2 separate regions of the Homo sapiens genome follow, and region 1 is linked to region 2. Evidence: chromatin loops called from intact Hi-C (ENCODE). Cell type or tissue: GM12878. All regions are shown on one strand. Links, peaks and the distances in the headings refer to the core of each region. The heading gives the core; the rest is flanking DNA. Region 1 holds the start of LOC101929154 (a long non-coding RNA gene). Region 2 overlaps LOC101929154 (a long non-coding RNA gene).

Region 1 (15,312 bases), core at 3,219-11,218, 56 kb before region 2:
TCCACTGTGGCTGCATATTCTGGGGCAGAGTACATCAATTGTTTCCGAAGGTGCATGCTGGCTCCACAGGTAGAAAGAACACAATGGCTGCTATCACCAAACCTCAGGGCTAAGCTGGAACTTCAGAGCCCTTGCGCTCAGCAGCGCGGCCCCGTCACCACTGGAGCCAGATCATTGGCAACAGAAGGGTTTTCTGTTGGAAGCTACCCATTTCCATCAGTGCAGTGGGCTTCAGCACAAAATGTTGTCTCCTAACACATGGGGTGGTGGGGACTTTGGGAAATGATAATCAGAGACAGGGAGCAACTGGGAGGCAAAGGGCAAATCATATCTGGGAAGAATTACCAGATAGGCTTTACCACATTTATAAAATATGAACAACTGTATTGATCTGAGAAAAAATCCTCACCCTTTTAGCCTTTTCTAAATTGAGATGATAGCACTGTTATGCATTAAAAGATGTTATCAGTCCAAAGAGCAAGTATGGTCTTATACCAACTAATATCTGCTAAAATGTACCTGACTGCATTGGAAATGTTGCAGCAGATTGGTATAGCTGGGAATAATGAACCGCTGCACCCCATTGAAATGTAATTACACAGCCCTCTTGTTCTTAAACCTATAAGGTGAAAGAAAGATGAATAGTGAAAGTAAAAACCGCTGACCCTTCAAACTTTAATTTACATTATGCATTCGCTCGCCCTTCTGATAGGTTTTAGAAAGGTCATAATTTAGGGTATTTTGCCATTGATAAATGATCTGTATGTTTGCGTTCACACGCACCGATTGATTTGTTATAGCCAAAATATTGTTTCTATAACAACCCAAGGGCCCTTAACTAGACAAACGGCAAACCAGAATCCAAGGGGAGGCAAAGGGAAATCTAGGCCTGCCCAGAAGGGGCTGGCCTTTGCCCAGGGACTCCAGGATGATGGAGTGGAGCGTGTGGGTGAGGATGCAGGGGCAAAACTGTGGGAGGGAGAGGTGGTGGTGGAGCAGGTGGAGCAGCGGCTTTGGTTCTTGGCAGGCCTGCAGTCGTGGTCTCTCCAGCCCAGCGTGGGTGGCTTCCACTGCAGCTGAAGCAAGTCTTGTCAAGACTTTCAAGTTGAGCTCCCTTTGGTGCAGAGTGGGCCAGTGGGGTTGTTAGGGCAATTTTCCCACCTTTCCAGACTTGGAAGAGGCTCCTGTTTCTGGGCCCAGTTGATGCATTATGCATCAGGGCTGCCTGCAACTGACAGCCCCTCAGCCAACGTCGACTTGAAAAGCAATGGTGCTAATCAAAGCCGACACATTTGAATGTCCAGACACACACACAGAGAAATTTACTAATCAAAAAGTGTATTTCCTAGGGCTGTCTCCAGAGAAATCCGCGAGAAGAAATTGGAATAATTTATTAGCTTACAAGTTTTCGTTGACAGTTAGCCCAAAGCTATTTATCTCTGTAATAGAGAACGTCTCCAATGTGGCAAAATTGACCAAATCAAACAGCTTTGATCAGAAAATGAATCTGGCAAGGCTGCCTGTCGGAGGGTCCCAGGAGAAAGAGGGGAAACAAACAAAAAGATTTAACAAGTGGTCAATAGGAAAAAGAGAGCAAGAGAAAGAGATTTAGGAGAAGAAAAGAACGAGAGAGGAGGAGGCAGAACAACAAATTTTGCAAAACCATGGCCCCAGCTCTGGACTGAATTCTTGAAGAAATAAATGATGTTTCACATCATAACATTTAACATGGTGCTTGTACATTTTCTGAGCCCTGCAGCCCAAACTGAGATGTGATTTTTATGGTAACAAGATGATGACAAACTGCAGAGGGATAGGGCTTGCTGCTGCTGGTGGTGGTGGTGGCAGTGAGGAAATAAGCACGGGAAAATCCAGAGAAATGGCTCTGCCTCTCCTGGACCCAGGATCAGCGTTAGCTCACTAGAAGCAACAATCATGCTAACTGTATCCAGTCTGCCTCAGTGGGTATGAGGTGCTTGCCCATCTAGTGCTAAGCTGGCTTCTGTGAGAGGCACTGTAACCACGTGTGAGTTTGAAGATAGGACCTGTTCAGAGGCTCCTCTCCTTCTGCGCTCATGGGCAGTGCCTGGGAGACTGTAGTGGGAAGATCTATTCAGTGGGAGAGTGGATCTGGGGTGCCCTGCTTTCTACCTTAACCTCTTCTTTCAAAATGTACAGGTATACAAGTATACACACTGCAGTCAAGGGAGGGCACCAAATACAGCTTTGAAGCCCACTGTTAGATGGATGGATAAGAATTATAAACTAGGAAAATACCTTAAATCATCATAACATTACTTTCCATACTAACAATGGTCTTTCCCTATCATCCTGGTCAACCAACTAACCAGTCTCAGACATCCTCTGCTGTGAGCAACAACTCCACAAGCTAATACCCCAGTGCATTCACTGGCAAGGGAGTTGCTGTATTCAACAGCCAAATAATTAGAAGGATGCTCCTGCAACCAATATATTTGTCCCCCAAATAAGTGCTGAAAAATCATCATCAACATCAGCACTTACTTTATTCTAGAGAAGAGTTTGTGTGAGCTTTTTATGTTGAAATACATTTAGAAAATCATGATGGAAAGCTGCCAAGACTGTCAATAAAGAGAACTAGTAAAATGTGGAGGAAGTCTTTCACCACAACACCCTCTGAGTTAGAATTATTTAGTGAGGACATTGTTGGATGAAGGCTTGAGAGGGTCAAGTTGACTTGAAAGGGAGCACCAGCTCTGAAGTTTGAGGACCCAGGTAATTCCCTGACTGTGTGTCTCGGGACCCACTTTCCTTCTCTCTGGAAACCCCAGGCTTTGGCCCTGATGATCATTCCCGGCATTACAGGGGTTGTGATAGGAATTAAGAGAGACAATTACCAGAAAGCACTTTGTCAAATAATTAAAGCGCTAAACAAATAGTAGAGATTATGACTACTGTTTTGTCCTGGTAGGAAGAGAATGATCAGCAACTTTGCTTGATCAACCAAATTCAACTTAATTGCAGAAGATCCGTGTCAGGAAACCAAGCTACGCACTCCGAGAGCTCACCTACCAGCCATGATTTCGGCATTTTCCTTAGTAACAGGCATTATGCCTCCTTTTTTTTTCTTCCCCCAGAGAACTGAGTCACAATCTCACAAAAAGAGGCTGGTCAAATATCCAGGGCTTCTAGGGACTGTCCCTTTTTGGCCACACGCCCTTCCTCAGACATTTGCAGGAGATAGAGTTGGCTTTAAATTCTTTCGGGCTCCCAAATCAGGTTTAAGTCCCCATGTCTGATCCATATGTCTGTGTATTCTTGGAGCTATAACCCCTGGCTAATTGAGTACTAAAGGTGGATCTGCAATTTCACTTGATCAACCAAGGCCAACTTAATGTGCTTTGTAAAGGACTTAGTGGACGGTATCCGAAAGTGAAAGTATATCTAAACCATCCAAACAAAGTCAACTTGGTTTTGTTGATATTTTATACAGGCACAGGGAGAATAACATTTTAGCCAGTCTTGTTTTTTTTTTTTTTTTTTTTTTTTTTGACAGCAAGTAAGGCAGCTTAGCTTTATTTGACTAAAATTTTCAGCCTGTATGTCTGCATCGTACAGGGTAATGGGTTAGCTTGAGTGTTTGGATCGGGTCCTCCTGTGAATGCATCAAAATTGGCTCTCATTTACAAGAATTACATTTTAATACCCATCCTGACACCGTGATGGCCACACACCACAGATTTGCACAGTGTCTTATAGCAGTTTCCCTTGGAGCCGCTCTCCTAAGCAATCATGCCTGTGATCCATGTTTTATGCTCTGCCTGGGAACGGGAGCAACACACTGCCCCTTCGCCCTGGTCTCTCAGCAGCCCCACATCTCGTCTAGTTGGGACCCTTGCAGTGTTGATGTGTACTTTTTTGTTGTTGTTTTGTTTGCTTTGCTTTTTGAGACAGGGTCTTGCTCTGTTGCCCAGGCTGGAGTGCAGTGGCATACTCACAGCTCACTGCGGCCTCAACCTCCTGGGCTCAAGTGATTCCCCCGCCTTAGCCTCCCAAGTAGCCGGGACTACAGGCATGCACCACCTGGCCCGCCTATTTTTTGTTTGTGTGTACTCTTCTCTTTGGCAAAACAAAGCAGTCAATTTCTGTTTAATGGCCTTGCTGTGTAGTGTGGCTGAGGACATGACAGGGAGCTTCTACAGCACATCAGGTCTAAAACGGGTTAAAAAGCTTCAAGATTTGTCATAGCCAGCTTTCTTCCTCCTCCACCTCAATGTATTCTGAATTGTGTAAAAGCCACTGACTTGCCAAATAAGGAAACAATTTAAATGATTCCTAGTATGAATTCATTTTTTTTCTCTTGTGTAATAGGTAAATTATCTAGTATTAGAGGCCCAGAATGAAGGCTTCAAGATTTTGTGGAGGAAAAAGCTACAGTTCTCTTATTCAAGGCATTTCTGAAATCTTGGCCATGTAATTCTGTTAAATCTTTACCTACGCAAGAAACAAAGCTTAGGGCACCTGAGCTTGGTCTTAGGAACTAAGCACTCGAACAAGTAATTCAGGAATTTCCATCTCGGATTCTGAAGTTCTAGAAATGCTAAGTTTTTCTGAAAACTACCCTAATGCTGCCTGTTATTGAATGCACAGTTAGAGGAAAGGAAGGGGATTAGAAGGTAAGGAAGGTTAAGTGGAAGAGAGCCAATGATTTGGGAAACCATTTTTCTTAGAAAACACAATTTGACTTTTTTTTCCCATAAATTCCATCTACCTATAGAATTAGGTTGAGATTGGAATTGTAGCATTTTCCTCTGCTTAAAATTAAACTGAAAGCTATAAATGACATTCTCAAAATCCTGATCTGCCTGACAAACTTCACCTGTTTTGTTAAAGCATAATCATTATATATATATATATGTATATGTATATATATATGTGTGTGTGTATATATATATATATATGTATATATATATGTATTCCACCAGGACTTTAACTAGATTCCAGGTGTTCACATTTCTTTTGACCTTAAGGATTCTATTTCAAGCTATTAAATTAACTAAAATGTGTAAATGGCCTACATTAGCTTTAATTATATAATTATATAGTCAGCAGGAAATGAATCTGTATGAATAAGAACCTAATTGAAAGAAAGTACCCATTCTAGAGCTTGGCATGGATGAACACTTCGAAAGATACCACAGGAAAACTTACCTCTGCCTCTTTAATAGGGTAAATCGACTCTTAAAAATGTCTGCAATGCTTTCCACAAATTTTGACTATATTGGGGATTACTGTAAATAAACAACTGAGCAGAGACTCTTCTCTGGATCAGGGCATTCTTGTTAGGGAGATCCTTACAGTTCATCAATAACTGTGTCCTGAGTAAAAGAAGTTCACCCCAAACCTTGCTTCTGACCCTTCAAATGAAGTAGCTTGGTTCACAAAGAATCTTCCAGTTTCTAACATTCTCCTAACCAGAAAAAAAAAAAATGTATAGTACTAATTCTGCTCAATCATCACCTGCCTTCTTCATCTTTTTACTCTCACAGTTAAGCATGTCCAGTGGGAACTGAGAAAGTGAAGAAGATCCACTCTAACACCTCACATCTATTATGAGAAACCTGAGTTTTACAGAATCCCAAATGTACAGGCTCTCAGGCCCCATGAGATTCTTTTTTTTTTTTTTTTTTTTTTTTGAGATGGAGTCTCGCTCTGTCACCCAGGCTGGAGTGCAGTGGTGTGATTTTGGCTCACTGCAAACTCGCAAACTCCACCTCCCAGACTCAAGTGATTCTCCTGCTTCAGCCTCCCAAGTGGCTGGGATTACAGGCATGCACCACCGTACCTGTAATTTTTGTATTTTCAGTAGAGACAGGTTTACACCATGTTGGCCAGATTGGTCTCAAACTCCTGACGTCGTAATCTGCCCGCCTTGGCCTCCCAAAGTGCTGGGATTACAGGCGTGAGTCACTGTGTCTGGCCTTGGCCCCCATGAGATTTTAACATAATTCCTTCAAAGGTGGCCTGAGGGGCTGAGTAAAGGCTAGACAGGAATTTTAGGGTTTTCTTTTTCTTTTTCTTTTTCTTTTTTTTTTATGTCTTTGGGCAGGACTCTGCGTGTGGGATTAACCAACCAACTTTCTTCCCCCAACAGACATTTTTGAGCTATACTGTGACCTGTGTCAGAAAACTGACGCTGACAACAGACCTGCAAGTACGAACTTGTTATCCCTGCTTCACAGATAAAGGGGCTGACTCACAGGAGGATTCACTGATGCAGCCAGGATTGCACCGCCAGCTCAGAGAGGTCAGTGAGGGAAACCCCACTCTCTCTGACTCAAAGTTCACTCTGACTTGAAGTTCACTCTGCCAGGGGCTGCCCTGGGGGACAGGAAAGAGGTCCTGCCTTTTTTTTTTTTCTTTTTCTTTCTTTTTTTTTTCTTTGAGACAGTCTTGCTCTGTTGCCCAAGCTGGAGTAAAGTGGCATGATCTCAGCTCACTGCAACCTCCACCTCCCGGGTTCAAGCAATCCTCCTGCCTCAGCCTCCCAAGTAGCTGGGATTACAAGAATGCACCACCATGCCTGGTTAATTTTTGTATTTGTAGTAAACACGGGGTTTCACCATGTTGGCCAGCCTGGAGTCAAACTCCTGACCTCAAGTGATCCGTCCACCTTGGCCTCCCAAAGTGCTGGGATTACAGGCGTGAGCCACTGCACTGGGCCAGCTTATTCTTAGTGAGTTGTTTAGTTCTCCTCTTTGTCATAGTCACAAACACTACTCTGCACCTTGGTCCATCCTGTCATGGTGGGCACTTGCAATAGTCAGGATGAACTAGTTAACTAGTTACACTATGAAACAAGTCTTATTCATACGACACACCCAAAGCAGATTGGTTAGGAGGCTCTAAGTATCCTAGTCACTCAGGGACTCAGGCAGACAGAGACTCCACCATCTCATTAGATCTTAAGTCAACATCACAATACAATGCTTCAGGATTCACCATCGCACAGAAAGAGGGCATGAAAAGTTACAACATGACTCCTAAATGTGCTTGCCCAGAAGTGACATAAATCCCCTTACTTTTTTTTTTTTTTTTTTTTTTTTTAGGAGACAGAGTCTTGTCTTGCTCTGTCACCCAGGCTGGAGTGCAGTGGCACGATCTTGACTCACTGCAACCTCCACTTCCTGGATTCAAGCGATTCTCATGCCTCAGCCTCCCAAGTAGCTGGGACTATAAGCACGCACCACCACCCTCGGCTAATTTTTGTATTTTTAGTAGAGGTGGAGTTTTGCCATGTTGGCCAGGCTGGTCTTGAACTCCTGGCCTCAAGTGATCTGCCCGCCTGGGCCTCCCAAAGTGCTGGATTACAGGCCCCCCTCACCTTTCACGGGCCAAGGTGAGTCATATGGCCACACCTGACTTAAAGCCAGTCCTCCTATATGCCTGGAGGAAGAAGAGAACCAGAAATCTTAGAGAGCTGCAGTCATGTCTACAACAGTACTCTTGGTCACAAGGAGGAAGGAGCACTGAGCTGAGAGTCACAGGGCCTTCATCCTAATACTGGCTTTGCCCCTGTATAAGCTCCATGTCCTTGTCCTCTCTCTTAACCTCATGGCTCCCACATCCTCCTCTGCAAATGAGGGCTTGAGATAGATGGTCACCTCTCCGATACTGCACCAGAACAAATTTATTACCTTTGCTAGATTTCAGGTCCCACATGCTTGGGAACAGGTCTGTGGGGTCATCTCCAGTGAAAGCCAACAGCGCAGAGAGGATGATGCGGGTCCTCGTGGAAACAGACTCATTTGTACGCATGATAAGGAAGCTGGCTAGAGTCCACCAGCTCTGAGTTTTGAGATAGTCCACACCAGCATGATGAATGTGTCAAAGATTCCATGTCACACAATAGACTTTGTTAACTCGCTTTGACAAAGGCCTTTTACTTTTAACTGCTTGTGACAGCAGCTCAGAGTTTACTCGTCAATGTGCCTCACATACAGGTGTTGCCCACTTCATATAATAGATATGTTCCTTTAAAAAAAAAAAAGAGGGTGGAAATTTCAAAACCAGAAAATCACCGTTTGAGTTTATGGAAAATCACATTAGTTACAGGAATCCAATGACACAAGTTTTTGAGAAACGGTGAAAAGATCATTGGTCGTTTTACTTTTTCTCTTAAGTCATTGCTTCTGATAATACTGAGAGTTATCTGGCACAGTACACAAAGCACAGTAAAGACATTCAATGATATTTGTGAACGAATGGATAAAACTCAGTTTTCTAACTGTGGTTGACCTGGCATTTTCATAAAATAATGATACTTATATCTGTATCACACTTTCTAGTTAGCAAGCCTTACGTTTACCTGGGACAGGAGTAGAAAGAGCATAAACTTTGGTGTCAGACTGGCGTTCTTATTGCGGGTCTCTTTCTTAGCAGCTGTGAGCTTAGACACAGTACTTCACCTCCTGGAGCATCCATCATCTTATTTGTAAAATATGAGTGATGCCAGCTTCTCAGGATTGTTGAAAGAGTGTGATGAGAGCCTTATGGGTTTTTTCTTTTTCTTTTTTTTTTCTTTTTAGAAATGGCATTCCGCTTTGTTGCCCAGGCTGGTCTCAAACTCCTGACTTCAGAGGATCCTCCTGTCTCAGCCTCCCAAAGTGCTAGGGTTCCAGGCATGAGCCACTGCGCCCTGCCCGGAGCCTTATGTTAACATGTCTATTACAGGACCTGACATGAAGAAGAGACTTAATAAAAGGTGATTGTCCTTCCCTTTTCTATGAAGCAGGAAGGGGAGCTATTATTATCTTCATTGTACAGAAGAGAAAGCTGAGGCCCAGAGAGATAAAGTGGCTTGCCCAGAGTTTCACAAATACAGGATTGGAGCCCCAACTTGTGCCTAGCTCTTTAACATACCACCTCACCAGCCCACACAGGAAGGCAATGACTGTGCACTGCAGATATTTGTGCAGGATGTGTATATTACATGATTTGGGGCTGACGCAACTTGTCTTGTACATATTGTTTTATGTGACTTTACTCTGCCTTTCTGCCTGTGCTGATCATGCCCCAAGAGCTGGGCCAGGCCTTGTGCCCTTGCAGAATCTGCCTCTGCAGCTCAGTGATAGTTGCTCAGCAAGTGCTGATCCACTAGCCCATTTCCTTCCTTCCTTCCTTCCTTCTTTCCTTCCTTCCTTCCTTTCTTTCTCTTTCTTTCTTTCTTCTTTTTTTTTTTTTGACAGAGTCTCGCTCCGTCACCCAGGCTGGAGTGCAACGGTGAGATCTCACCTCATTGCAAACTCTGTCTCCCGGGTTCAAGCGATTCTCCTGCCTCACCCTCCCAAGTAGCTGAGATTACAGGTGTGCGCCACCATGCTTGGCTAATTTTTGTATTTTCAGTAGAGGCGAGGTTTCATCATGTTGGCCAAGTTGGTCTCGAACTCCTGACCTCATGATCTACCCACCTCGGCCTCCCAAAGTGCTGGGATTACAGGCATGAGCCACCTTGCTCTGCTGACCATTTTCAAGTGCTTGCAAATCTGTCCACCCAGAGAGGACATAGTAGCACATTTAATAATTAAGAGAAAAGCTTGGTTTTCAGGAACTTTGTCATCTGAGTTTGATAATTATGAAGGGTATAAGAATTCATTTTATGGTATGGTAGGAAAAGAATAACACTACCTAAAATGCTCAGATGATTTATTAAGGGTTCTTATTTGTAGGGACAGCCTCCCATTTTTCTCTCATGTGATGTCCAGCAGGTGGTTCTGACCTGACTAGTACACATTCTTTAACTAAAGACAGAGCACTGCTAGGCGGCAGACACAGACCTGTGCCCCAGGCTGTAATGGTGAGACAGGCATAATCCCTGATCATGGAACCTATGGGCACAAGGCAGTCAACAGTTAAATACACACAATATTTATAAGTTACAATGAATTAAACGAAGGAAAAGACGAGGAACTAAGAGACAGCCTAATTGGAGGATCTCATTTAGATTGGGAGGCTGGGGAAAGTCTCCATGAAGAAGTGTTATCTACACTGAAACCTGAGAAAAGTTGGTAGAATTCAGGCCAAAAGTGGGAGAAGGAGCATTTCAGACAGAGGGATCAACCTTGTGGAAGCCCTGTGGTGGGAGAGAGCTTAGAATTGAAATGAGGTTAGGGGCCACCACAGGGAAACTGGAGACACATAAGTGATGGGAGCTTGGCCAGGACCAACTTCCTGTAGGCATTCCAATTGCAATTGCCATTTATAAGTTTTCAGCAGATAAATCATATGGTCGAACTTAGGTCCTAACACATCTGTCTACTGCTAAATAGAAGAATGGGTGCCACTTAAGAATGGGTTCAATGTAACGAGGGCAAAAGTAGAAGTGAGGAGACCAGCTGTGAGGCTATTGCAGTGGTCCTGGTGTAGGATGTGGGTGGCTTGGACTTGGGTAATGGCAGTGAATTGACAGACATGAGTGAAACTGTGAGATGTTTTAGGAGTAGAATTGTTAGGACATGCGGATCAACTGTATATACAGAGTGAGAAAGGGAAAGGGTACTCTCGTGTTTCAGGGTGTCTGAATTGGTTTACTGATATCTGGGGGGATCAGAAGAGTTCAGGTCCAGCCAGGTTGCAATTGAGATGCCTCTGAGACATCCAATAGGAGGATGTCATTGGATACAGGAGTTAGGAGCTTAGATACACACTTGGGAGAACTCGGCACAGGTGGTATGAAAGTGGTGGGCTGGTGAGATTGCCTAGGGAGAGAAAACACGGAGAGGAGTCCCAGGGCTGAGCCCAGACCTCTGAACAGAAGAAGGAGTCATGGAGAAACCCAGAAGAATGAGGTGTCACAGGCAAAGAAAAATTGGATGCTCCGGAAGGAGAGAGGTCTGTCTCACGAAGAGAGATAAAAGCAGCTGGGACCACATAGAGGTAATTGTTGATGCTGATGAGAGAAGAGGGCGGAGGGTGGAAAAGGAAGGGAGCCACTGAGCTGAGAATGGGAGACAGGAAAGAAACAGCATTCTGTGGTCAGCCTGGTGAGAAATGTGGCTCTCAGAAAGCAGAGAGAGAACAGTTGGAGGAGCTCATGGGCACACGGGGGATGTCTGACTGGTTGTGTTTTCTGTTGGAAAATATTAGAGCTCCTCTGTGTGTTAGGGAAGGGTCAAGTAGAGAGGGCAAGGGAGAAGATGCTGGAATGAGGAGAGCCAAGGTCCTGAGGACACCTGACCTTGGCACTACACAGGACCTGCAGCCCAGACGCTTCCTAAGCAAGCCTCTTGCCTGGGGAATAAAGAGCTGATTTTTCCAGTGACTTCATGGGCACTGGGGTCCTATGGAACCTCTAAGGGGAAGGAGCAAGAGAAACAGATGTTCTTTCTTCCCTGTAGAGGGAGGAAGAGGGAAGACAAAGATGAAAAAGGGAAGAAAGGAGGAAGGAAGGGAGAAAGGAGAAAACAAAGATGGCCAGTCTTCTCTTCTCCCCAGGTGGTTGGGATAACAGCGAGGCCAAATCCCAGATGATATGGGGGAGGGCTGCAACCTCTCAGGAGGGCTGTCTCCCCCAGAAAAAGCCTAGGACTTACCTAGACTTAGGAGGTTGTCATCAAGCCTTGTCTTTCCTGCAGACCTCAACGTCTTGTCAGTCCAGAAAAACTTCAAGGGCAGCAGCCAGAATCCCAGGGCTGAGAAACCTGACTTTCCTCTCTTTGTACCTCCCAATTCCCCTCCTAGGTCCTGAGCCACAGGGAATTGTGTGATTTCAATGAGCTATGGCAAGAGCATTTTCCCTTCCCATCAACTCAGTCACGTTTCCTGTAGTGGAGACGGGAGCATGGGGAGGGAGGAGCGGGAGAAAGAAGGCTTACCCTGGCAGTATTCATTCACTCTCTGAGGCATGAGATTTGATTACCAGTCTTTTAACATGCATGACAGCAAATGCTAATATTTGCCACAGAATTTTCTAGCCACCTTTTAAATCCATCTACAGTGTTAGGCTCTTTGACCCCTAGAGGTAGGGAATGCCACAGGCTGCCTTCATGCTACTGAACGTTGTTGCCTCCTCTATAGCAATAAAGCTTTTCTTGAAATATAAGGCATAAGAACAAAGAAAATTCCAGATTTCTGGGAGTAAATACTACAGTTCATTAAACCACCTGCTTACTTCATACAAGCTAGCAATGACTCTCCAGTCTCCCGCCTAAAACTCCAGTTAGTCTTCTGTGCATGAGATGTCTTTTCTATTGTGATTGCCATTCTTGGCTCATTGTTTGAAAAGGGATATTACAAATAAAAATAACAACCATCCCTGGTTAATATGCTTATTACTTTACACATCTTTCTCAACTTTTTCCAAACTTACTGGTAGACCAGAAAGAAATCTAACTTCTTTTAGGCTTGAGTTCCATTGTCTAAAAGTAGTAACCATTTTCTTTCTTTCTCCCTTTTTCTTTTCTTTTCTTTTTTTTCTTTTGAGAAGAAGTTTTGCTCTTGTTGCCCAGGCTAGAGTGCAGTGGTGCAATCTCGGCTCACTGCAACCTCTGCCTTCCAGTTTCAAGTGATTCTCCTGCCTCAGCCTCCCAAGTAGCTGGGATTCCAGGCGCCTGCCACCACACCCTGCTAATTTTTGTATGTTTAGTAGAGACGGGGTTTCACCATGTTGCCCAGGCTGGTCTCAAACTCCTGACCTCATGATCTGCCCACCTCGCCCTCCCAAGGTGCTGGGATTACAGATGTGAGCCACTGCGCCTGGCCAGGTATGACCATTTTCTAATGTTTAGGAGGAGGGGAGCTTGGGGGCAGTATCTAAAACTGTCAGCTAGAGGAGGGGCAATCTTGAAGTTCAAAAGCAGGAGACACCCCAGATCTCCTTCTGCAGAGCTTTAACATCCCACCTCTCACTGCTTCTTGTAATATTCATCAGAGTCGTAAAAACTATTATCCAGCATAATATCTTTTAAATTGTTGGCAAAGAGTCACTTTAGAAGAGTGGCCTCCCTCTGCTCCCTTCCCGCCCCCTCCCAGATGGACCAGTGCTGTTTGTTAGGACGGCTTTGTTCCTCGTTGTTCAACTACACCTGGCATAGTGCTTTGCTCTGTCATAAGGCCATTTCAAAACACTCCCTCTTTGTAACGTAAGCTTTGCTCGTGCTGAAACCTTGCCTTTCATTTGCTCTCCACAGCACTTGTCACACTGCATAATATAACCTAGACAATAGTGGCATACAAAGAAATAACAACTGAACATAACCATCCACTATGGAACCACTAATGAGTGCCCTACCTTTTGAAGGCTTCTTAAAAACTAAAATACAGACAAGGATAAAGGGCAAGCCTGCAGGAAAAGTCAATAGAACCTCACAATGCGAAGACTTAACCCCTGTCGCTATCAACTCAGATTTTCGAGTTGTATCACCAGCCAGAACCTTCTCCACTTGTCTAGAGCCAAGTGCCACATCAGAGCCTGGCAAAAAAAAAAAAAGAAAGAAAGAAAAAAGAAAAAGAAAAAAAGAAAAAAAAAGAAAATTGCTTTTTCTCCATGCTGAGTGAAGATATAAACTTAGAAGCTATAGCTCATGTTGAAGGTTGTTTCACATTTTCTAAATACTAAAAAGACATTAAAATCAGTATGGTCACATGAAATCAGCTCAGTTTCATAAATGTATAATGAAAAGAAGCAATTTTGTTGTAACCATTTTTAAAAATTACACAAAGATAATATCTATGATTTATGCTATTTCTGCCACTTTGATTCGTATTTTTATTTCTTGGTACATTAGGTTAATGTTTAAGGTCCATTCTGTGTTTCAGCTTATAAAATTAATGTCTAAGTGCCAGCATAAGGCAAAGCAAACCTTACATTGGAGGATCCCTCACTTCCAGTGACTGGAATCAACATATCCAGCCATTCACACAACACTTCTCAAATGTCAAAATAATGGCGTTTGTTCTCCTAACGTTTATTGAGGGCTTACTATACCAGGCACTGCCCTAAATGCTTTGATGCACTAGTTTTAGCCTCATGATAACTTTATGAAGTAGTAAATATTAGTAGCCCCTCATGGTTAGATGAGGAAACCGAGCCCAGAGACGGTAAGCAAGTTGTCCAAGGTCGTAGCGTGATATTGCCTTCGGAGCCCAGGCTCATCTTGACTGATCCCCAGCACTGCCTCCATGACAGATCTGTGCTAGAATGGAGGAATAACCTGAGAAATTATTGGTGACACATGGAGAAAATTGAAATTGCATGGCTAAAGAGGTGGATAGTTACAAATAATTGCAAAGCCAGATTTGTAGACAAATTTCCCAGTTCTGCCTACTGAATGTCTGTGTTCCTAGCAGGTTCTCCTTCTTCTGGAGACAAATTGCATTCCCCTCTCCACACATCCCTAATGTGGTTATTGAGGGCCTCAACATACTCATAGGACCCAACACCTCACCTCCTGCCCTGGCTACAGGATTTGGAGCCAGGGGTGAGCACCTTCACTATTTCATTTAGCAAAGATTTAGCTGTTGGTGTGAGGGACAGCCAAAGGAGCGGCAAGAGGTGCTGCTGAGGGGGCTTGGCTGGGGTTTCGAGGCCCTAAAGGGCCTGTGATTCAGTTTTGCTAATTTCACATCTTTAACCCAGGGCTAGGCATGAACGCAAAACTCGAAATTTATATTCAATTTTCTAGTATGATTTCATAAAGCAAAACAAAACAAAAGCAAAAAAATCTCATTTAAGAATATATAAGAAATGTTCTTATATGAAAAGTGTCTTGAAGTAGAATATTTATTAACTAGAACAGAAGTTTTTTGGGTTGTTTGTTTGTTCGTTTGTTTGTTTTGAGAGAGTCTCACTCTGTTGCCCAGGCTGGAGTGCATTGGCACCTCCTCAGCTCATTGCAACCTCCACCTCCCGGGTTCAATCAATTCTCCTGTCTCAGCTTCCTGAATAGCTAGGACTACAGGCTCACACCACCATCCCTGGCTAATTTTTAGTAGAGACGGGGTTTCGCCACTTTGGCCAGGCTGGTCTCGAACTCTAACCTCAGGTGATCCACCCGCCTTGGCCTCTCAAACTGCTGGGATTATAGGTGTGAGCCACTGCACCCAGCCAATTAACTAGAACAGAAGTTTTATTACTTTCTCTGAATATGCCTCTTTTTACTGTAAGGCAAATTCATAGCTTTGCTGCAAGTTCAGAATGAAATTTTGTAGAAAGGGCTCTTAATAGCTATCTATCAATCCCTCTTTTAAAAATACTTCATAGGGTCTTCTTCTACATCCCCTGGCTGCCAACAACTAGACAAGCAAGGGCTAATTGGGCAGTGAATGGCTATGCAT
Region 2 (15,312 bases), core at 3,447-11,446:
TTCCAAACTAACGAAGGAGTCAAATCTCAGTCTAGACTCTTTTTAGCAACTTGAACATTGGAAAGAGTGCTATTTGTATCAATATTAAGGCACACATCTCCCCTTATGCCCTCATTCCTGCTTCTGGTGATAAGTTATCGCCAACATCTGCATCTATGGGTAACTCCAGAAAGGCTGGATTCCAACTCTTGAACCTTAAATTCCAACCCATCCCCCACAGGGTGTGCCACACTGGAATGGTCGGAACCTAAAGATGAGTTTAAGTAAGGGAGGTACTGGGGGTCTAGGTGGCGTGCTGACCCTCCAGAAGAGGTACTGCAGGTGGGGCCCTCATGCTGTTCCTGACATATTGAACAGTAGGGCTTCCTGCCTGTTGGCTTCCTCCCTTACCTGAGGTCTCTGCCTCTATACACAATAGCCTGCCAGCCTCCCCGCACCAGGCGGCTGCTCAACATCCATAGAAAACGCAGGAGCTGACTAGGAGAAGGGTAAAAAAGGAATGCAAAATTTGGGAAAGAAAATTGACTAGATAAATAATGGATGACAACAGGCTGTGAAATCTGAACTCTAATTTCTAGCTATTTCTCCAAACAATTCTGTCTCAGCAAGTATAACGTAACTGCTTTTGGAATAAACAATTTATTTTTCAACAAATCTTTTAGGTCCAACAAGACCTAGAACAGGGAAGTATTAACACTGAAGTAAGCACATTGAGCTCTTTTTTCCAATTTAACAGAATTATAACTTTTGTGAAAGGCTCTGGATGAATAGCTTTGGGTAATGTCTGGGTTCACCACGGAGCCCTGGTGTTCACACTTGGGCTGTGTGGCTTCACTCCTCCACCCTTCCAATACCTATTCTTTAAACTACCACAGGCCAAATGCCTATTTTCCAGACCCCTCTTCTACTTTCCTATTGTGATCCAAACTCCCTCCATCTTAGTAAAACCCTAAGAAAGCCAGGAGAAAACCTTGTCTTCAGCCCACACCCCAGCTTTGCTACCACAAAAAAGGCAAACTCAGTGCCAGCTTTCATTGGCCACCTTCCTCCTGCAGAAGGGCTGTCAGAGGGCAAAGTGCCTTTCCCCATCTCCAAACTAGCCAGACTCATTCCCAGGAACCAACCAAAGAAAAATGCTCAACTCTTCATCTTGAGCCTTTCAGTTCCATTTTCGACAGATCTGAGTTGACTTGTCAAAGGCTGAGTTACAGTTTATAGTTAAAGTTGAATTTGAAAGGAAAAAAGAAAAATAATAAAACAAGTTGTCAGATATTCTCTCCATGTGCACTGAGTTTTAAAAGCTTTCTCTGCCGATTTTTTACACCGGCCCCAAGTAGAAATAATAGATATCTCCTTTAGGAAAACCAGTCATCCAGTTGAAACTGAGCAGATTTGTGTGGAAAGAGCCCATCTGACATGAAGGATAAAGGCAGTATGGTATATTAGTATGAGCACAAGCTTTGGAGCCAGGGTCGTTGAGTTCAAATCTCAGGTCCACCATTTACTACTTCTGGGACCCTGGGAAAGTTATTTAATCTATGCCTCAGTTTCTTCAACCTCTCAAAATGCAAGTGTGAGCGAAGGTATGAATTTCACTGAGTTGGGAGGATGAAGTAAGTGGATAATTAGCTGGTACATAGTAGACTCCACTTGAATTAACCATCACTACTATTACTATGATTATTATTATTATACATTCTTTGAAACAAGAGTGTCCAGTATGAAACTAGTCTTCCTAGTTGCTAAGAGAACTGTGTCCAGGAGGAAGGGCCCTGGGTAAGTCACTTTTTTTCCAGTTGTATTTCAACTGTGATTACTCACTACAGTAAAGAGGACAGATTAGAAAAAAAGGTGAGCAAATAATTAAATAATTAAAGTGGTACTTTCCAGCCCTGTTGGTTAAGTTTTCCTACCCAAAAACTAGAAGTTGACAGCTGCAAATTTAGGAATTCCTAAGAGGGGCTTATGCTGGGCGAAAGGAGTGCACAAAATACAGTTTTATTGATTATGTAATTGTGAGTTTAGAGTTGTATATGACACCAGCTGTCCCAATATGAAACATTTGGAGCAATAGTTGCATTTATTAGCACAGAATTGATTTACAAAACTCAAGGAGGGCACAGAATTCCTATGAACTGTAAATTAGTAAATTGCTTTTTAATCTACCATAAAAGATCACTAAAAAGTCCTTTTGAAATCAGAGTTCTGCTAATTCAATCATGAACACATTTACCCAATGGTGCTCAAGGTAAGAGGAAATCTTAAAGGCTGCACAATTACCATTAAAAACATATAATTTCAAAAATGATTTAGTTTAATTACAATATCAGATACAGGTATATGTTATTCTGAGGACACATTGGCCTTGACACTAATATTTGTTTTAAAAAAATGAAATGGCACTTTTTGTGTTCTGTGTCTCTGATTGTATCCACTTCTTTGTGAGCCAACGAAGACAATAGGAAACACAATGATACTGTGGACAGCCTTAAGGCAGAGTGCATGGTGCTCCCCAGCCTTCAATGTACAGAGAGGACAAGAGGAAGAGAGGTCAAGTTGGCCTGGTGTAGGAATTGTAGGATACACCCTACATCAGAGACAGAAGGCATATAGCCCAGCAATCTCCCTCCCATGTGATAGATGAGGAAACTGAGACTCAGAAAGGTGAAGTGATTTGTTTGTCTTTAGTTAGGGGCGAACATAAAGACTAGAACTCAGTTCTTTTAATTCAATGCTCTTTCTTCTTTACCAGCTGTTCTTAAACTTTAAAATACTTAAGAATTACCTAGGGACCTCGTTCAATGTGGTGATTCCTAACCCCTTCCATTCTGATCTGATAGGACTGGGATGTAGTACATTTTTAACAAATTCAGGCAATGTGACTCAATTAGATCCAGAGAGCACACTTCGAGAAATCGTGCTTTATTCAAGTGTCTTCTGGCTTCTGATTTTCAGTTAATTAAGCTATTCAAGTAATTGATCCAGACGTGAAAGCGCTTTGAAAAGTTGTATAAATGTACCTCCAGTGTGTCCTAACTGGTACGCCTCACTCCTCAGTGTACTTCTCCATTCACAGTATGATCCATGGAGAAGCAGCATCATTATCACCTGGGAGCTTGTTAGAAATACAAGATCTTGGCTGGGCGCAGTGGCTCACACCTGTTATCCTAGCACTTTGGGAGGCTGAGGCGGGCTGATCATGAGGTCAGGAGATCAAGACCATCCTGGCTAACATGGTGAAACCCTGTCTCTACTACAAATACAAAAAATTAGCCAGGTGTGGTGGCACGCGCCTGTAGACCCAGCTCCTCTGGAGGCTGAGGCAGGAGAATTGCTTGAACCTGGGAGGCGGAGGTTGCAGTGAGCCGAGATCGTGCCACTGCACTCCAGCCTGAGCAACAGAGCGAAACTCTGTCTAAATACAGGATAGGATCTCAAGCCTCTCCCCACACCTACTAAATCAAAGCCTGTATTTTAACAAGACCCTTAGGTGATCTGAATGCACAGCAAAATTTGAGAAGCTCTGATAAAAGGTCCACCTCTCGCCCCAACTTGTTCTTGTTATCTATTGCTTTATTATAAACTACCACAAAAGCTTGTGCTATATAAAAACAATGACATTGTTCTATCTCATGATTTGATGGATTAAGAATTAGGTAGTACTCACCTGAGTGATTTCTTCTGTCCCGTGATGTCAGCTCCCCAGCTGAAACATCTGGAGATGAATGGGTCAGCTCAACTAGATCCATATGTCCGGGCCCCTGGTTCTTCTCAACATGGCATGTCCTGGAACTGAAATGTCCAATATGGTGCCTCCATTCACGTGACTGGCATCTGAGCTGGGATGAGTGGAACAGCTGGAGACTGGTCCATTTCCATGCAAAGTGGTACATGGTGGCTGACTTTCCCCCCATTGAGGGGTTCAAGAGACAGGAAGTGGAGGCTGCCAATCTCTTAAAACCTGGTCTCAGAAAGTGGCACAACATCACTTCCTCCATAGATCATTGTTCATGGAATCATGGAGCCTGCCCAAATTCATGGGGAGGGAACACGGACCCCAATTTTCAACGGAGGAGGAATTTGTGGCCATCTCTAATTAGCCACAGAGCTTATTAACTGTGCATGGCAAATGGGTAGGTTTCTGAAGCACTTCAAGCCAGTCCATGGTCAGAGAGCCAAACTCTGAGGGCTTCATCATAAATAATATCTGAGGTGAGACACACCACCACCGCCAACTGTAAATACACGCACACCCCCCACAACCACAATTACACACACACACACCCCACCACCACAATTACACACACACACACCCCACCACTACCACCACACACACACATACACGCACACACACACAAACACACCATACATACACACACCACCACCACACACACACACACACACAAACACACCACACATACACACACCACCACTACCACCACCACACACACACACAAACACACCACACACACACACCACCACCACCACCACACACACAAACACACCATACAAACACATACCACCACTACCACCACCACACACACACACATACACGAACACACCACTTGTACACACACCACCACCGCCGCCACCACCACTCATACACCACATATATTTTTCTCCCAGAATGGGACTGAATTAACTACAAATGGCTCAATCTGTAAGATACTTGAAGTTAGGAGCCTGCTGTTACGCCTCCTCCTACTCTATCTTTACGCCTCCTCCTACTCTGCTCTACCTCACTTGTGTTTAAAACAGTTCTTTATACACAGTAGGTACTCAATAAATATTTGTTAATTTTGATTTGTTAATTAAATGTTGATTAATTTAATTTTAATGTTTCAATATATGGACTCCAGAAAATATGATCAGGTATCATCGTGGCAGGATTAATACACTTGAACTGAAAAAGGAAATAATAATAATATCTGAGGTGAGAAAAGGGAGATTAACTGGAAAAGGCTTTATAGGAGATGGGACTCAAATTGAACCTGGAAGCCTGAATAGGGGCTGGATAAGCAGAAAGAAATGGAAAGGCATTCCAGAGCAATTTCTAGGCCTAACCGCAGTCTGGTTTTTTGTCCTATTTCTCTATCCCTCTCCACCCTGGACATTAGGTTTCCACCACACTATGAGGATACCCACATTTTAATCTTCCCATGGTAATCTCGAGGGTACATTTGCAAAGCAGAATCTGCCTTTCCGATGGAAGTTTCCGAAGAAGTTTCCCACAGGCTCACCACCATATTACGTATTCAAGGAAAATCAACAACTTTGAACTATACCAGAGAGAGTGGTTTTCTTGAATCTGTCATGTCCTATCTTTTTTGTTTTGTTTTGTTTTTGAGATGGAGTCTCGCTCTGCTGCCCAGGCTGGAGTGCAGTGGGGAGATCTCGGCTCACTGCGAAGTCCACCTCTCAGGTTCCAGTGATTCCCCTGTCTCAGCCTCCTGAGTAGCTGGGATTACAAGTGACCACCACTATGCCTAGCTGATTTGTGTATTTTTAGTAGAGACGGGGCCAGGCTGGTCTTGAACTCCCGATCTCAAGTGATCCACCCACCTCGGCCTCCCAAAGTGCTGGAATTACAGGCGTGAGCCGCTGCGCCGGGCCTCATGTCCTATCTTAATAGAATGGACAAGTCCAGGCTTCGAGTTTCCTCGGCTCTAACTGGAATATTACAGCCATTCTACAGGAAATCCAAAGCCCAGAATGACCCTTGGATCCAGAGAAGCAGCCAGAAATATACCATGTACAAACGTGAAATTTTTAAAAGCAGAAAACCAATTGAACATAAAGTAGGTTCCCAAATACATAGAAAATAAATGTAGACAGATAAAATATTGGAAAAAAATAAGGCATAACATTAATTATTTCTTAATTGTGAAAATAGCATGATTTGTTCCTCTTATCTTTCACATATTTCAGTACGTTTCAGCAATGAGTGGGTGTTATTTTCAAAATCATAAGAACATTTTGGTATAAAGATCTATTTTTATTTCAAAGAAGATTCTAAGAACTTTCACATGACGATGAATTCTTCAAAAACACAGTTTTCACAAGCCCTGTCACAGATCCTTCTGGAGACCCGCATACTTCTAGTGTTTGCCCTGACGAATGCCAGTTCTGTTCTTCAAGATTTGCTTGTCAGAAAATGAAGACACACAGAATGAGTTATTTCAGCAGGAAGTGTTCCAGGATTCTGGAAACAGATGATGCTTTCTTTCAGCCTGTTGTCATTCTTCTCCTTCACCAAGATATTGTCGTCATCACTCTGGGTTTAACTCAGCTTGACAGTAGCCACACTTCCATGTTGCTCTTCATCTCTTCCTTTGGTAAAAGTCTGCAAATTGAGGCTCAGCTAACAGCTATTTCATACTAATCAGACACTGGGTCTAAATTAGAACCAAGAAAAGGTCTATGGCAAGATAGGGTGAGGCCACAGCGACATTTTATGCTCTGGATCACCCCTCATGAATGCTTACTAGGCCATTTGCTCTCCTCTTTTACAGGCGAGAGGGTTGTGGCTCTCACTACCTATCATAAACTATGGCAGCGTAACCCTTCACTTGCTTTTCTTATTCACTTCCAGTTTGTGCTGCTGCTAAAATATTCTGCTTCTCAGCTGCCAGTATCGGCGTCTAAATCATCCCCAGTCCAAGGCGCCAGCTCTTCTGGTGCAGAAACCACAGACTCAGCAGCCAGGATGTCATCAGCATACTCGAGATTACATCATCTCCTTCTGCCAACCTTAATACCACTATGGTAACCATCAACAGCAATACCCATGATTATTTCAGTAGAAATATTGAACAGATGTGACAGCCTTGTCAAACTCCTTTGCTGGTGTCCAACCACTCTGTTATACCTTTTGCAATTCTAAAATCTCTCTTCTGGCCATAATAGAGACAGCACATGCTGACCTCCCGCTAGGGAAACTGCTCCCATAGCGTCAGTTGGCATATCAAAGACTAACTACGAACACCACCTTATATACACAGTGCTTTACAGCCTGCTAATCATTTTTGCAGACATTCTCCTTTTTGACTCTCAAGCCAGCTGAGACAGCTGTGGTATAAGTTGAAAGGGCACTGGAGTTTCTGTCAGGAGTTTTGACTTTCTTGGTTGCTTACTACCTTTGAAATCTTGAGCAAATCACTCTGAGCTTGTTTTTTGTCAGTAAAATACTTCTTGTTCTCAACCTAACTTGAAAAACAAATGAGGTGGTACATTTAAAAATAATAAATTATGAAGATAGTTACTCAAACTAATACTTGTACATGAATGTTTCTATCAGCACTATTCACAATAGCCAAAAGGTGAAAACACCAAAATCTCTAGCAACAGACGAATGGATAAACAAAATGTGGTATATCCAGACAATAGGATATTTGTCAACCATAAAGAGGAATGGGCCAGGCGCAGTGGCTCATGCCTGTAATTTCAGCATTTTGGGAGGCTGAGACTGGCAGATGATTTGCGGTTAGGAGTTCAAGACTAGCTTGGCCAACATGGTGAAACCCTGTCTCTGCTAAAAAATATAAACATTAGCTGGGTGAGGTGGTGGCGTGCACCTGCAATCCCAGCTACTTGGAGGCTGAGGCAGGAGAGTTGCTTGAACCTGAAAGGTGGAGGTTGCAGTGAGCCGAGATTGTGCCACTGCACTCCAGCCTGGGCAACAAAGTGAGACTCCGTCTCAGAAAAAAGAGGAACAAAGTATTGAAACATGCTACAGTGTGGCTGAACCCAGAAAACATTATGCTAAGTGAAAGAAGCAAGACACACAAGATCACATATTATATGATCCCATTTATATGAAATACTCAAAGTAGGTCAATCCATAGAGGCAGAAAGCAGATTGGTGGTAGCCAGAGGCTAGGAAGAAGCAGGAAGAGGGGGTGACTGCTTAGTACAGGGTTTTCTTTTGGGGTGATAAAAATGTTTTGGAACTAGATAGAGGTGGCTCTTGCCCAACATTGTAAGTGTACTAAATGCCACTGAATTGTACACTTCAAAGTGGTAAATTTTGTTATATGAATTTTACCTTAATGAAAAATAATAATAAATTATAAAGCACATGAAAATCTAATTAGCATTTCTCAGGGGAAAAACAGCCTCAGGAAGATTAAGTGACTTATGAAAGAACAGAAACTTTCAAAACGAAACAAAGAAGTTCATTCTGAGGGGAGAATGCCGGTCTTTTGACAGGCCAGGAAGGGCTTCTATCCTGCTCTGGGTAGGAATAGAAGTCTAAGCTCTTAAGATGTCACCATTCTCAGCTCTGAAATTTTGTTCTGACTCCCGTATCTCTTGCAAAACCCAATCCCCATAGCACTGTTTCCAGCCTCTTCTACTTATCAGTTCACAGCAAAAGGAAGACAAAATGATCATTTAGAATAAGGAGGTAAAGGGTCATTGGGAGACCAGAGAACTTCTCTCTTTATCTTGTCTAAAGAAAAAGAAGGTTCCTGAATACTGAGTGATAAATTGAGAAGATAGAAAGCTTTGTTAGAATAGAAGGGAATGAAATTAAAAAAAAAAAAAAAAAGAAATGAAAGCTTTGTTAGAGATGCATATCCCTCCCCAGTTCAACCGAAGCAGAATCTGCATTTTACCAAGATTCTCAGGTAATCCGTGTGCTCAGGAAAAGTTTGAGACACAGTGCTCCGGGCCACTAGACATGTAACAGAGTCTCTCCATAATGAAAATGAGGGTGTCGGAGATGTAAACAGTAAGTCATGTTGGACCTCTTAGGCCATTTGTTCTGAGTAGAATGTTAATTTCCATCATCTTTACCAACATCTCTGAAAAGCTTGTGAACGGTGGAGAAAGCACATGGGCTGTTCACCCAGTTACAACAAACTGCAGATATTCTTAGCCTCCATTATTCTGTACCCTGAAAACCATGATGTCACCTCTCCAGTTTCTAGTAATCTCTCTAGTTCACAGGTAAATGTCCAGCAAGGCATTATTAAATTACTAAACATCACAGCTACTGGAATCTTTAGGAGTCATCTGGCCAGCGTTCCCAAATGCTATTCCACGGATCAGTTCTGAGCTAGCTACATCAAAATCACCTGGGGTGCATTTCAAAAGCAGATCCCTAGGGTGTAGAATCTTCTCATTAAGTCTGGAAAGAAGCCATGAAATATGTTTTTAAAAAGCTCTCCAGGTGATTCTAATGCACAAATTTGGACACAATCTGTCTAGCTCTGCTCATGCATCCACAGCCACAGCCCAAATACCTTCAGAAACAGAACTTTCATTGCAGAGAGCTAATTGTCAGAAAGCTCTTTCCAACACATTGCGTCAATACCTGCCTCTATAATTTCTACCTTTTGTTCTGTCCTTTTGAGCCATACAAAATCATGTGAGTGTGTTTTTGATGTAGAATCTCTCTTTCACATGATACGACAGCTTTTCAAATGTCTGGTTCCACACACTGTGTCCATATGTCTTCTCTAATAATACTTTTTGCCTTGAAGTCTATTTTGTTTGGTAATAATGAAGCTACCAACTTTTTTCCCCTAGTCTTTTACTTTTAGTCTTACTGTTTCCTAATAATTTTGATTTGTCTGTTATAAGCAAAATACAGCTAGATTTTTAAAATTCAGTCTAATAATTTCTTTGAATTGGCAAGTTTAGGCAAATTACATACACATATTACTAATATGTTTGAAATTATTTCTACCATCTTATTCTACACTCTCTTTTATCCTATTTTTCTCTCTCTCTTCTTTTCTTTCCTGCATTCTGGCAGATGGGTTGAAGTTTCTTTGCCTTCCTTCCCTCTCCCTCCTTCTCTTCCCCAAGTGCCCTGGTTTTGGAAGTTGTATCAGCATCAGTAGGCATTTATAGAGGTTATTTTTTAAAAATTTTGAATAACATGAATATGTAACAAAATCTCAACAAGCTTTAAGAATAGTTATTATTCTTAAAAATTTGGCCCATGTGCTTACCAAAATCTAAAGTTAATCACTATCTATTCTGCCTCCTCAACAAGTCATGGAGCTTAGAACCCTTTACCTACAGGCCAGGCGCCGTGGCTCACGCCTGGAATGCCAGCACTTTGGGAGGCTGAGATGAGCGTATCACCGGAGGTCAGGAGTTTGAGACCAGCCTGGCCAACATGGTGAACCCTGTCTCTACTAAAAATACAAAAATTAGCTGGGTGAGCTGGGACCTGTAGTCCCAGCTACTCGGGAGGCTGAGGTAGGAGAATCACTTGAACCCAAAATACCCGAAAGGTGGAGGTTGCAGTGAGATGAGATGGCGCCATTGCACTCCAGGCTCCATCTCAAGAAAAAAAAAAAAAAAGGGACACTTTAACTTCAAGTAATCCCCTCCTGCTTTCCATATACCTGCTGTTCAATATTTTAAATTTAGTTTTTTTTTTTAATCCCCAGTAAATTACTATTGTTGCTGTTGCTTTATGTCAGTTATTCTTTGGACTCATTCACATATTTATTTGCTTCCTTTTTTTTTTTTTTCTTTTTGAGATGGAGTTTCGCTCTTGTTGCCCAGGCTGGAGTGCGATGGTGCAATCTCAGCTCACTGCAACCTCCGCCTCCCAGGTTCAAGCAATTCTCCTGCCTCAGCCTCCAGAATAGCTGGGATTACAGGCGAGCACCACCACGCCTGGCTAATTTTTTGTATTTTTAGTAGAAACGATATTTCACCATGTTAGGCAGGCTGGTCTCGAACTCCTGACCTCAGGCTCATCTCAGCCTCCCAAAGTGCTGAGATTACAGGTGTGAGCCACTGTGCCCAGCCCTGCTTCCTATTCTTTCATCTCAATTCTTCCTTCTGGATTCAATTTTCTTATTCACTGAGGATCTATTGGTAAAATATGCTCTCAGGGTTTGTCTAAAAACATTTTCATTTTTCTCTCACTATTGTATGATAACTTAGCTGAATGCAGAGTTCTTGGTTGACAGTTATTTTTCTGAGCACTTTGACTATATTATTAATTTTCTTATGATTTTTATTGTTGCTATAAAGAAGTCAGCAAGTCTAAATGTAGTTCCTTTATAAGTTACCTATCTTCTTTTCTCTGAACTCATTAAATATTTTCTTTTTGACTTTGGTGTTTCACAGTTTCATTACAATGAATCTAAAAGTCTTAAATGTCTAAAGGTCTTAAACGCCTCCTGTTTGAGAGGCTAATTTTATACTAGGCATCTCAATTCTTGAAAACAGTAATAGACTTCTTTCTGTCTCTATGGGTTGACCTGTTTATGAAAGTGGCACAGAACAAAGAATCAGAAAACCTAGGTCCTAACTAAACAAGCCCGGTAAAAATAAACAGCCTCCATTAAAAGGCTTGCACGAAAATGTGTTATAGGTGCACTCAGTAAATATCTTCAACGCTCCCATCCTATAGGAATTGTACAAGAGTCACCTCATTTTGTTCTGTGGCTGCTACATCTTTTAGTAAACTCAAGGTCTCCCTGCCTTCAAAGCACTCTAAACTGCACTCACTCTGCATCTATCACTTTTCTGACCGATATTGGTGACAAGACTTTAAAAGGATATGAGCTATAAAATAAATATCCATGAGTTCACACTGATGTAAATACATAATTGAATAAACAGGAGGATAGGAGGGTGGTGAGGGTTGAAAAATTACCTATTGGCTACAATGTTCACTATTCGGGTGGTGAATACACTAAAAGAGCAAGATTTCACCTCTACACAATATTTCCGTGTAACAAAACTACACTTGTACCCTCTGAATCTATTAAAGTAAAAATAAATTAATAAATGGGGGAAAGAGATGCACTTCCTTATAGAAGAATCCCAAATAACTTTTGTAGATATTCCTCCCTCCAGGAGGCGGAGATCAATTCTAGCACTCCCCACCCACCCCCATCTTGGCTGTGGCTGAACTTAGTGACTTGCTTCCAAAGAACAGAATAGACAAAGGGCAGTGGGAAGGACCTTTGCAGTAGAGAAATCTGACGGTCACCACCTCAGCCAGGTGATCAAGGTTAACATCTCCAGTGATGAATCATGGTGGTAGCAGCTACCCCTTGATGTAATGTAATGAAAAGGGCACATCTCCTCCATGGTATTCTTCCCCAGACTCCAGTTTAGTCATGAGAAAAACACTGGATGAACCCAAATTGAGGGACATCCTACAAAATACCTGATCAGTAGTTCTTAAAACTCTCAAGATCATGAAAAACAAGGAAAGATCAACAAACTGTCATAGACCAGAGGAGACTAAGGAGACTAAATGCAAAATGTGGACTCCTGGATGGGATCTTGGAATGAAAAAAGAAAAAAAAAAAGGATATTACTGGAAAAGCTATTGAAATCCAAATGAAGTCTGGTGTTTAGTAAATAATGTTGTTCTAATGTTGGTTTCTTAGTTTTGGCAAATGTTCCATGGGTATGTAAAATAAGAATAGGGGAAACTGGATGATGGGTGTATGGGAATTCTCTGTGTTATCTTTGCAGCTTTTCTTAAAATCTAACACTATTCCAAAATAAAAAGAGTATTTAAAAAAACACTATCCAAAGAATTGAAAACAGGTATTCAAATAAATGCTTACATATGAATGTTGGTAACAGCAGTATTCATGATAATCAAAGGTTACAACAACCCAAATGTCCATCAATGGATAAATGGATAAACAAAATGTGGTTTTTCTATACAATAGAATATTATTCAGTCATAAAAAGGAAAGAAGTATTGATACATGCTACGATGTGAATGAATCTAGAAAACATCATGCTAAATGAAAGGAGTCAGATACACAAAGTCACATATTATATAACTCCATTTATATGAAATATCCAGAATAGATCAATCCATACAGAAAGCAGATTGGTGGTTGTCAAGGGCTGGGAGGAGGGGAAAAAGGGGAAGTTACTGCTTACAATGTATGGGCTTTTTGAGGGGGTAATAAAAATGTTTTGGAACTAGACAGAGGTTGTAGTAGTACAACATTGTAAATGTATTAAACGCCACTGAATTGTTCAGTTTAAATAGTTAATTTTATGTTATGTGAATTTCACTTCAATTGAAAAAAAAAAAAGAATATGGCTGGGCATGGTGGCTCACACCTGAAATCCCAGCACTTTGGGAGGCTGAGGTGGGCAGATGACTTGAGCTTCAGGAGTTCGAGACTAGTCTGTGCAGCACGGCGAGACTCCGTCTCTACAAAAAATCAGCAGGCATGGTGGTGCGCGCCTGTAGTCCCAGCTACTCAGGAGGCTGAGGCGGGAGGATCATCTCAGCCTGGGAGGTCGAGGCTGCAATGAGCTGAGATTGTGCCACTGCACTCCAGCCTGGGCAATAGAGCAAGACCCTGTCTGGAAAAAAAAAAAAAAAAGGAATGTTACCTAAATGTTCTAAATGTTAGGTTTGACAAGAGTCTCAGCCAAGAAACAGAGAAGGAAGAAACAGATCTAGAGTAACCGACTGGCTAACTATCCTCCAGGCACATCCTTAACAAGAAACTATAATGAGCAGGAGCTCGGAGTCTGTAGACCTAGGAAATAAAAATGCTGACATTTAGAAAAGCAGATATAAAAGAATGTAAGACAATTTTTCTAGGAAATTTTATGTGGATTACAATGCCAAAATAAAGTTCTTATTTAAGTCAGGAACATTTCTTCATTCTTCATGCTCTCCAACTTTTCTCATAACATATTTTTGCAATTATGAAGAACAGAATTATATACACCTAGAAGATAAACTCCATAAGGGAAACCCCATCTATCTTTTTTTGTACTGATCCCTTAGGGCCTACCATAATGCATGGTACATGGTGGACCACCAATAAAAGTTGGTTAAATATATTAATTTTGAAAAACATGGAATATACTAAGAAAATATTCTATTTTAATTTAGTAGCTTTTAAAATAAACGTTGCAGCTGCAATAATTAATGTGCTTTTGTTCATCAATATACACATTTTAAAATCACAATGAACTCTTCTAATGCTATGGCAAGCTTTTGATAAATGTTTAAAAAACTTTTGTAAACCAAACTATATGATTTTATTTAATTTCAGCATGGGAAAAATCATTAGTTTTCAAACTCATTTACTCATACTGTTGAAATTCCATATCCCTTATTAGCATCCATAGGTTTTTGTCCATATTTACTGATATACTAGTTAGAATTTTTAAACAAAAAAAATGTTTAGCTTACAATGTGGATAGAGTACTACCTGAACCTTGAGGATGCAATTTTTACTATTATAATTCTACTTGCCATTATGTGGCAGTGACTATAAACAGTAGCCAGTGATCCCCTTTTAGTGATTTATAGAAAAACACTGCATTTAGAGGAGGTAAGTTAAGCTAGCCTGGAGAGTTTAAAAGTTAAAACATATAAAAATCAAACTTTCCTTTATGTCTATGCATATTTTCAGAGAGAGACTAAATATAGCATTAAGTTGTGGCTTTTAAATATTTTTAGAATAACAATGTACTTGAAAGGCAGACTCTGCAAACAGACTGCCAGAGTTTGCTTCTCTTCTCCACTTGTCACCGTATGACCTCTGGAAAGTGTCTGATCCTCTAGACTCATGTCCTCAGCCTTCGAGAAGGGTGACAACAGTACTGAACCCACAGGCTGTTCATGAGGACTACTAGAAGTAATTCACCTAAGGTTTCCAAAACAGGGCTGTCAACTAACATCAACCATTTCTATTACTACTACCAAGATTACTTTGTAGCTTTGTGATAATTAAATGGAAAAGAGGTATTTTAAAAACTGTTTTTTGGCTGGGCGCCGTGGCTCACGCCTGTAATCCTAGCACTGTGGGAGGCCGAGGCAGGTGGATCACCTGAGATCAGGAGTTCGAGGCCAGCCTGGCCAACATGGCAAAACCCCGTCTCAACTAAAAATACAAAAATTAGCTGGGCGTAGTGGAAGGCGCCTATTATCCCAGCTACTTGGGAGGCTAAGGCAGGAGAATTGCTTGAACCCAAGGGGCGTAGGTTGCCAAGAGCAAAGATTGTGCCACTTCACTTCAGTCTGGGTGAAAGAGCAAAACTCTGTCAAAACAAAAAAACAAAAAACCTGTTTCTTTAAAGCACAAAGTTTTCCTCAAAAACTGATAAGTTGATTAACACTAAGCTATATTTTTATACAAAGAATTTCCTGCCAGGTTTATGAATATTTCCCATAAGGAATCATTTCAAGGATTTGAACTAGAAAGAAAAGTCAGTCCCAGTTATTTGGGAAGTTGAGGAAGAAGGATTGCTTGAGCCCAGGAGTTTGACGCTATAGTGCACTATGATCATGCGTGTGAATAGATTCTGCACTCCAGCCTGAGCAACATAGCAAGACCC

Evidence for each region. A loop is a pair of places that touch in the nucleus more often than their neighbours do. Peaks named below come from ENCODE experiments on the same cell type or tissue, not always from the same donor. Only the 100,000 strongest peaks of a DNase experiment are listed, where the experiment ranks them.
Region 1: it touches region 2 in a loop (3-fold over the local background); 3 of 110 quality-filtered maps call a loop at or near these places.

What each region holds. Positions count from the first base shown.
Region 1 is chr5:77,873,912-77,889,223 of GRCh38, forward strand. It overlaps LOC101929154 (a long non-coding RNA gene), which reads left to right and starts at 10,745. Exons shown (of 2, transcript NR_105012.1): 1 at 10,745-10,914. RefSeq lists an enhancer at 6,106-6,175. In GM12878, for the core only: no CTCF peak of the experiment used is centred there; DNase peaks (open chromatin) are centred at 5,490 and 6,260; H3K27ac peaks cover 550 bases.
Region 2 is chr5:77,929,516-77,944,827 of GRCh38, forward strand. All of the region lies in intron 1 of LOC101929154 (a long non-coding RNA gene), which reads left to right. Among named protein-coding and RNA genes, the nearest start is that of TBCA, 160 kb to the left of the region's middle. RefSeq lists silencers at 5,518-5,692, 7,613-7,782. In GM12878, for the core only: no CTCF peak of the experiment used is centred there; DNase peaks (open chromatin) are centred at 6,686, 7,766 and 8,176; H3K4me3 peaks cover 941 bases; H3K27ac peaks cover 2,857 bases.